Regions from separate parts of the Homo sapiens genome. Here regions 1 and 3 are each linked to region 2. Evidence: chromatin contacts called from ENCODE Hi-C or POLR2A ChIA-PET data. All regions are on one chromosome and are shown on one strand. Each heading gives the region's core, a stretch centred on a gene start or an enhancer-like site at or near the end of the contact. The rest is flanking DNA. Distances are from core to core; before and after follow the strand shown.

The links. A loop is a pair of places that touch in the nucleus more often than their neighbours do. ChIA-PET counts read pairs that join two places held with the same protein, here RNA polymerase II (POLR2A). Pooled maps may share reads with other maps.
Region 1: a loop to region 2 is called in a map of CD8-positive, alpha-beta T cell, with 2.4 times the contacts of the local background. The contact joins two enhancer-like sites. A Hi-C loop is called at or near these places in 6 of 168 maps with a recorded cell type or tissue (CD4-positive, alpha-beta memory T cell, CD8-positive, alpha-beta T cell, mammary epithelial cell and 2 more) and 11 of 50 pooled maps. POLR2A ChIA-PET finds 5 or more read pairs at or near these places in 5 of 52 experiments (GM12878, RWPE1, T-cell and 2 more).
Region 3: a loop to region 2 is called in a map of naive thymus-derived CD4-positive, alpha-beta T cell, with 2.3 times the contacts of the local background. The contact joins two enhancer-like sites. A Hi-C loop is called at or near these places in 4 of 168 maps with a recorded cell type or tissue (B cell, Calu3 and naive thymus-derived CD4-positive, alpha-beta T cell), 7 of 37 single-sample maps with no recorded cell type and 13 of 50 pooled maps. POLR2A ChIA-PET finds 5 or more read pairs at or near these places in 4 of 52 experiments (GM12878, T-cell, activated CD8-positive, alpha-beta T cell and 1 more).

Annotation. Positions count from the first base shown.
Region 1 is chr5:87,281,052-87,283,751 of GRCh38, reverse strand. The region is part of intron 1 of RASA1 (RAS p21 protein activator 1); the gene reads right to left. Among named protein-coding and RNA genes, the nearest start is that of RASA1, 15 kb to the right of the region's middle. Within about 2 kb of position 1,276, at least 3 of the 41 ENCODE cell types and tissues checked have a DNase peak (open chromatin) inside an H3K27ac peak, as active enhancers do; they include CD8-positive, alpha-beta T cell, where a contact is called at or near this core.
Region 2 is chr5:87,339,519-87,342,231 of GRCh38, reverse strand. RASA1 (RAS p21 protein activator 1) reads right to left here. Exons shown (of 25, transcript NM_002890.3): 6 at 911-942. It also overlaps a transcript of CCNH not described here. Among named protein-coding and RNA genes, the nearest start is that of CCNH, 72 kb to the left of the region's middle. Within about 2 kb of position 1,396, at least 4 of the 41 ENCODE cell types and tissues checked have a DNase peak (open chromatin) inside an H3K27ac peak, as active enhancers do; they include CD8-positive, alpha-beta T cell, where a contact is called at or near this core.
Region 3 is chr5:87,300,798-87,303,635 of GRCh38, reverse strand. All of the region lies in intron 1 of RASA1 (RAS p21 protein activator 1), which reads right to left. All of the region lies in intron 1 of LOC124901022 (a long non-coding RNA gene), which reads right to left. Among named protein-coding and RNA genes, the nearest start is that of RASA1, 34 kb to the right of the region's middle. Within about 2 kb of position 1,420, at least 2 of the 41 ENCODE cell types and tissues checked have a DNase peak (open chromatin) inside an H3K27ac peak, as active enhancers do.

The DNA.
Region 1 (2,700 bases), core at 27-2,526, 58 kb after region 2:
AATAGACTTAGGGGTCAAAAGCTTGGGTTTGTATCACTTGGTAGGCTCTGTGACTTGGGAAAGTTACCTAAAACCCTCCACATCTCAATGTTCTCATATGTGAAAATGTTAGCTATAATTATATTTAGGGGGATAGGGATATATACAGATGTATTTTAGATATATATAATATACAAAAACTTAACAGTGATTATTACCTTTGGTAGTAAAAGTAAGGATTGGTTTTTCTTCATATTTTCTAATAGTCTCCAAATTTTCTATAGTAAACATATATTAATCATATTTAGGGGAAAAGTGATTATTTAAAAATTATCTAGAAGCCAAAATGCCCAACATACAATCAAAACTCACCCATCATACCAAGAACCAAGAAAGTCACAACTTGGATGAGAAAAAGAAAATAAACATGTTAATGTTGATGTGTATTAGATGTTGGAAAGGTTTTTAATTTTCAATCAGCTATCATTAAAAACACTTCAACAATCAATTACAAATTCTTTTAAAACAGATTTAAAAAATAGAAAATTTCAGCTAAGAAAAAGGTTGTAAAACCAACCAAATGATGATAAAACAAGCTACAATAACAACCAAAAAAAAAAAAAACACAAAAAAAAAACAAAACTTACTAGATAGGTGAGGAAATGTTGATCAAAGGAGATAAATTTCAGTTAAGAGGAATAAGTTCAAGAGATCTATGGTACAAACATGGTGTCCATAGTTTATAATAATAATTTACTGCATACTTTAAATTGCTACGATTGTGTTTTCAGCACACACAAAAAAAATGCTGAGTACGTAAGGTAACGCAGGTTAATTAGCTCAGTTTAGTCATTCCACAATGTATACATATATCAAAATATCTGTTGTACACAACACACATACACAATTTTTGTCAATTTAAAAATTATTTTTTTCAACTTAATGGGCTCAATAGCAGATGACAGAAGACAGAATCTGTGAACTTGAGGACCAACAGATCAATAGAATTTACCCCATCTGAACAACAGGAAGAAAAATGACTAAAAAGAAGTTAAAAGTCTTGAGGATCTGTAAGACAGTAACGTAAGATCTAACTCCGTATCACTGGAGTCCCAAAGAAAAGAGCATGGAATTGAAAGGGTATTCAAAAATAATGGCTGAAAACATCCGTATTTGGAGAAAAACATAAACCTACAGATCCAGGAAGTGATCAAATCTCAAACAGGTAAACCCACAGAAACCCTGACATATCACTAAACTTCTGAAAACAAAGATAAAGATTTTGAAAGCAATTACAGAGAAAAGACACATTACCTTATAGGGGAACACCAATTCAAGTGGCAAGAGATTTATCATCTGAAACCACAAAGGACAGAAGAAAAGTGGCACAAAATTTTTCAACTTCTGAAAGAAAAGAATTGTCAACCATAAATCTTATTTGTGGTGAAACTATCTTTCAGGAATAATGGTGAAATAATGACATTTACAGGCAAAAGGAAAACGAATAAATTGTTACTAGCAGACATACCTTTAAAGAATAAGGAAATTCTTCAATAAAAGAAGGAATCTTGAAACACCAAGAAAGAAGAAAAAACAATAAGAAAAGCAGAAATGTAGATAAAAACAACAGACTATCCTTCTACTCCAGAGGTTTTCAAATCATAGTTGATGACTGAAATAAAACTTATAGGCAACAAAAGAAAAAAACAAGTAAGCTGGAATTCATCAAAATTAAATTAAATGCATCAAAAGACACTATCAACAAAACTAAAAAGTAGCCTGTGGAATGGGCAAAAATATTTGCTAATCATATAGCTGATGGGGGATTAATATCAAGAACATATAAAGAACTCCTACGAAAACAAAAAAACTCAACTCGAAAATAGGCAATAGGCTGGGGGCGGTGGCTCACACCTGTAATCCCAGCACTTTGGGAGGCTGAGACTGGTGGATTACTTGAGGTCAGGAGTTCAAGACCATCCTGGCCAACATGGTGAAACCCCATCTCTACTAAAAACACAAAAATTTGCCGGGCGTGGTGGCATGCGCCTGTAATCCCAGCTAGCTGGGAGGTTGAAACAGGAGGATCGCTTAAACCCAGGAGGCGGAGGTTGCAGTGAGCCGAGATCGTGTCACTGCACTCCAGCCTGGGCAACAGAACAAGCCTCCGTCTCAAAAAAACAAAAACAAAAACAAAAATGGGCAACAGACATTTCTTCAAAAAAAAGATATATATATAAATGGCCAATAAGCACATGAAAAGATGCTCAACAGCACTAATCTTAGGAAAATGCAAATCAAAACCAGTTACTACTTCACACCCACTAGGATAGCTATTATTAAGAAAATAGAAAATAAAAAGTGTTGGCACTCGGGAAGCTGAGGCAGGATAATCACTTGAACTCAGGAGGCGGAGATTGCAGTAAGACGAGATTGCAGTGAGACGAGATTGCAGTGAGACGAGATCACGCCATTGCACTTCAGCCTGGGCAACAAGAGCGAAACTCCGTCTCAAAAAAAAAAAAAAAAGTGTTGGCAAGGATGCAGAGAAATTCTAACCCTTGTGCATTGCTGCTGGGACTATAAAATGGTGTGGTCACTGTGGAAAACAGTATGATGATTCCTTAAAAAATTAAAAACAGAATTACCATATGATTCAGCAATTCCATGCCTGGGTATATACCCAAAATGAAAGCAGGCACTGGAACAGATATTTATATA
Region 2 (2,713 bases), core at 147-2,646:
GCAGAGATCGTGCCATTGCACTCCAGCCTGGGCAACAGAGCAAGACTCTGTCTCAAAAAAAAAAAAAAAGAAAAAATAACAAAAAAGAATTTGAAACTCCTGATATAGGTAGAGAGGAGACTTCAAACTAATACAAACAGCAGGGTACAGTCTCACTAATGGAATCTATTTTGTAGCTACAAGAAACAATAAAAATGAACTCAGAATATATCTTACATATTCCACTTACAGAAGGGTGAAGCATTAAACAAGGTGACTGCAAATGGAGTAGTCAGTTGAATGTTTTTATATTCTAATGGTTAGAAAACAGAAAAAGCAAACACTTGAGGCAAGCCTCAAGTTCCATCCCTAAATGCTGAAAGATAAGAAAAAATGTTGTACTGAAAAGATATTAGGAGATGAATAGTCTATTAAAATGTGAGTAAGAGAGAATTGGGATTAATGGTTCAGATCTTCAAAAGAAAACTTACATATACATAAAATCAGTCTGAAGATTATGAAAAAAAAAGACCTTGCTGAATCTTATTAAAATTGTGAAGAACCGTTATTTTGGGGGGATAAAAGATGTGGCTATAAAACAAGAAATACTATGAATAACCAAGAAATACTATGAATAATTTTAAAATGTGCCAAATTGTGACATTCATAATGTTATAAATGTAGTGTTTATTCAAAGTCTTCAGTGTGGTGATAAAAAGAGTTATATTTAGTTATCAGCTACCTTTTATTTAAAAACAAGACTTTATCACTAGATCCTTAAGAAAATATTTAGAAATCAGTTCCCTAAGCCAAATTTAAAAGTTAAGTCAGTCCAAAACCTTAAAAAACAATTTTTTTGGCCAAAGTTTTCCAATTAGTAAATTTACAATATAGATTTTTTTTTTCATTTTAATAATTAACACAAACTCACATTTTTCCTTCATGTGGATCTTCTTCCCGGCCCTAAAGGGAAGACATTAAGACAGTATTTTATATAATTAACTATTAATCAATTTTTATTAAAATTCATGAAAATCGTATCTGCAAACATATCCCCACACTATCCTTATTTATGTTTATATAAAAAAAGATGTTTCTGTTCAGTAAATATCTTTCCAAACCTCTCTTAATCTTTTCTTGTTGCCATTACCCTAACTCAGGCCCTCTTATCGACTTTTCTTAAACAACAGCCCAACTAATATAATTATGTCCTACTCCACCACTCTAATCTGGATACATCAGTTTCAACAGCAGCTGTGCCCTACATTAAGAAAAACCAAACAAAAAAAAAACACCTCTCTACTGCCTACAAATTTCTCATTCTGCAACTGAAGTCGTTTACCACAGGACTCAAGTCTACATTTCCTGTCTCATACTACCAATTGTTTTTTGGTTCCTATACCATGGTCACACATAACTTCCTATTTGCCAATCTCCCACCACTGTAGCTTGTACTTTTTGTTCTTAGAATGTACTTTCCACTTTTTGCTTTCTACTTGTTAGATAAATACCTAACCAATCTGGGAAGGAACTATCTCAAATGCTACCTCTTCAGTAAGACATTCTGAGCCCGTAAAAAGTGAACATCAACTTCTACTTTCAATATAAAAGACATCCCCCTTTTACTATGTTTTGAACTTTATTTTATTCTATATTCCTCTGATTTAAGATACAATAGTGTTACTCATTCCACTATTATGGAGAAAAATGGTCTAACTACATGTGGATTTACTTCTCACAATTTGGTCCTCACTCATTAAATACCTAATCAAACTAAAATCAAACACTCACTGAATGTTACTATATCCAAGGGAGTAGGCTTAAAAAAAAAAACTATAAAAATGAATAGCATTATCATTGTGTCACTGCCCAAAAGGAGTTAATCTCTTGTAGAAGAGTTTTACACAATTATTAATTTTAGACAGTGTAACAGAATGCAGAATTAGCAAGGTGCTATGGAAATACAGAAGGAAACAATTTTGCCTAAGAGACTCCAGAAAGGCATAAATCCTCTGTGAAACAGGGATGACATATGAACTGAGCTCATAAAGATGAATCAAATTTTACAAGGCAATCTATCAGGGCAAGAATGTCAAGGAAGAGGGAAAACTATAAACATAGAAACATTCATTTACTCAACAAACATTTTCTGAATGCCTACTAATGCCAGACACTATTCTAGGCAATGGTAATACATCAGTGAATCAGAGACAAAAATCCCTCCCCTCAGAGAGCATACATTCTAGAGTTAATACATGAAAGTATAAATGTGTTTGGGGAACTGTAATTAGAATTTTAGAAGGAGAAATTCCTTAAATCTAACCACTAACTGAATGCCCGAAACATCTTCACAGACTAGACAATGTCCAAATGGTTTTTCAATCTACAAAGAATTCACTACCCTCTAATAAAGCCCATCATGAAAGTTATTCTACATATTGGAGTGAAAATTGTTTATAAATGACGTGGAATTACTCCACTATTAATTTATAATGTTACTATATTCATTTTTAGCAACCACATCACATTATTCACTCATACTGAGTTGCTAACTTTTTCCTTGATCCCTTGTACTGATGTGAGGTCATGTCTCCTTATTCTGGTTTGGGTTGTTATTATTATTTTTCTGTATACATTGAGTAATTTTCACTTTTCTTTAAAGGTTATCTTGTTAAATTTGATCCAGAATTCCAAGAGCTCAAGAAAAGTTCAACTATAGTGCAATTTCTTGAAG
Region 3 (2,838 bases), core at 171-2,670, 39 kb after region 2:
ATGTTCTCTCAAGGGAACTAAATCAAAAAATTACTAACCCCTAGAAAAACTGTAAAAGTTGACATTTATGTGGAAATATGTCTTCACAATATGCTAGTGAAGAAATCAAATGCAGACAGGTCATATAACAATTTGTGACACGTAGCTGAAGTTATGCTTGAAGGGAAATCTGTAACCTTAAATGCTTATATTAAAAAAGAAGACTGAGAAGAATTATTTAAGTATCTACCTCAAGAAATTAGAAAAGACAAAAAGTTAAACCTGAAAAGACAGAAAAAAAAAATAGGACACAATTAATGAAATCAAAAGCAAAGGTACAACGTAAGACTTCAGGAAAAAAAATGAAAAATTAGTTCTTGGAAAGATTAACAAAATTGATAGACTGGAAGAAGACTGAACAAATGAAAAAGGTCACAAAGTATCAATTTCACTAGTGAAAAAGAGACAGGTCCTACTGAAGAACAATTAGTCGTGCTATTATACATTGAGAATTAATGTAAAGATAGACAAGTAGACTAATGGGACAGAAGTGAGATGTAACAAACTCACACATGTATGAAAAATATGAGCTCTTTACTTGACGGAAATGGGTCAACTAGATATGGACATTGTTTTTAAATGAATCTTGACCTCTTCCTTGCTCCATTCACAAAAATCAATTCCATATGTACGTCTAAAAGAAAAAGACAATAAAGCATCTAGAAAAAAACACAGGCAAATACGTTCATCTCCTTCGAGCATGCAAAGATTTCTTAAACATGACTCCAAAAACCTCAACCTGTTTATGATTCAATGTTATTATATAAAGCTGAAAAAGTCAGAAATAATCTGGGATGTGAGAAGTTAGAATTCTGTTTATTCGGGAAGAGGTGGTGTGCGTATTAGGCAGAAAGCAGGCCCAAAAAGATATCTAGGATGCTGATAATATTCTGGGGTTCTTTAAGTATGGATTACACAGGTACATCCACTTGTTAAAACTCATTGCGTTGAACACTTAGAATACTATGCTTTAGTATAGTATACTATACTATACAGTATAGTATACTATAGTATATAGAATACTATGCTTTATGTGTGTTACACTTCGACCACAAAGAGAGAAAAAACTGATAAAATTAACTTCTGTTAAAAAAACAACAGTGCGAAATTGAAGATTTCTATAAGATATATACTCATCAAAAGACTCATAGCCAAGACAGAGAATAACCAGAAATAAATACAAAAAAAGAAAAACCAATAGAAAACTGGACAGAAGACTTGAAGACTTGAACTATAACCTCTTCATGAAAGAGGTTATAGAAATGACCAATGAACATATGAAAAAATACACACTTCCATTAGTCATCACATCAAGAAAATAAAAATTAAAACCACAAGAGCTATTACACCACCAACCCACCTACATCACTACAATGAAAAGGGTAAACAATACTAAATGTTCACAAGAATGTAGAGCAACTGAAATTCTCACATGTTGCTACTCAGAATTTAAATGGGTACAAACACTTTGCAAAACTATTCAGCAATACCTACCAAGCTTATTATATGAACATCCTATGACCCAGCAATTCTAATCCTAGGTGTATAACATAAATGTCTATACATGTTCATTAAAAGTCATTATCAGAAAATTCATAGCAATGCTATCTGTAATAGTCAAACTAGACACACCCTAAATGTCATGTCCATCACTAGTAGAAAAGGATAATACACTGTTGGTATAGTCACAATGTAACACAAGCAATGGAGATGAGTGAAATAGTGTCACATGCAACAACATGAATAAATCTCATAAACATAACAAAGTAACACACAAAAGAATAGATAGTAAAGGTTGAGTATCCCTAATCTGAAAATTGAAATCCAAAATGCTCCAAAATCTGAAACTTTGAGGACCACCATGACACACAAAGGAAATGCTCATTGGAATATCTGGATTTCAGATTAAGGATGCTCAACTGGTATAATGCAAATAAAGCCCCCCAAAAATACGAAATCTGAAACACTTCTGGTCCTAAGCATTAAGGGAAACTCAACCTGTATGTGATTCAATTTTATTATATAAAACTCAAAAAGTCAGAAATAATCTAGGATACAAGAAGTTAGAATTTTGTTTTTCAGGAAGAGGTGGTGTGTGTATTAGGCAGAAAGTAGGCACAAAAAGACATCTAAGATGCTGATAATATTCTGGGGTTCTTTAAGTATGGATTACACAGGTACACCCACTTGTTAAAATTCATTGTGCTGAACACTGAAGATACTATGCTTTATATGTGTTATACTTCAAGAAAAAGTATACCCAAGGGAAAAAAAGTAATTCTAAATACAGAAAAACTCTATACTAAAACTTTCATTTCAACACTAAAGGGAGCATGCTTTAAAATTAGTATGTGCATATATATTATATGTAATTATACATATACATAAATAAAACATTAGACAGTCAAAATTATATCTACACTAAACACTTTATAACAATGTGTTGTCCAGCTGTTACCCTCTCCCTCATCTGTTATATTGTCTTGGACTTAATCTCCCTTAACCCCCCAATACTGCCAAATGTTTGTAGAGGCCACAACAGTGGTAACTTGAAAATTCACTTATGTCCCATTCAGCAGCCTAAGACTAAGTGGTTGGTACTAACAGCTGAGTCAATGGGTGACTCACAGCCAGGACCTAACCCTGCCTCATCTTTTCTGCCTTTCCGTGACTAATGCCTCATGCCCACTAAGGTCAGAGACAGGACAGAAATTCATGCATCTGCCTCTTTGGCATATGTAGTTTTATACCTCTCAGGATTTTGTCACCATTTTTCATTTTCTCTGTTCGTTAACTATG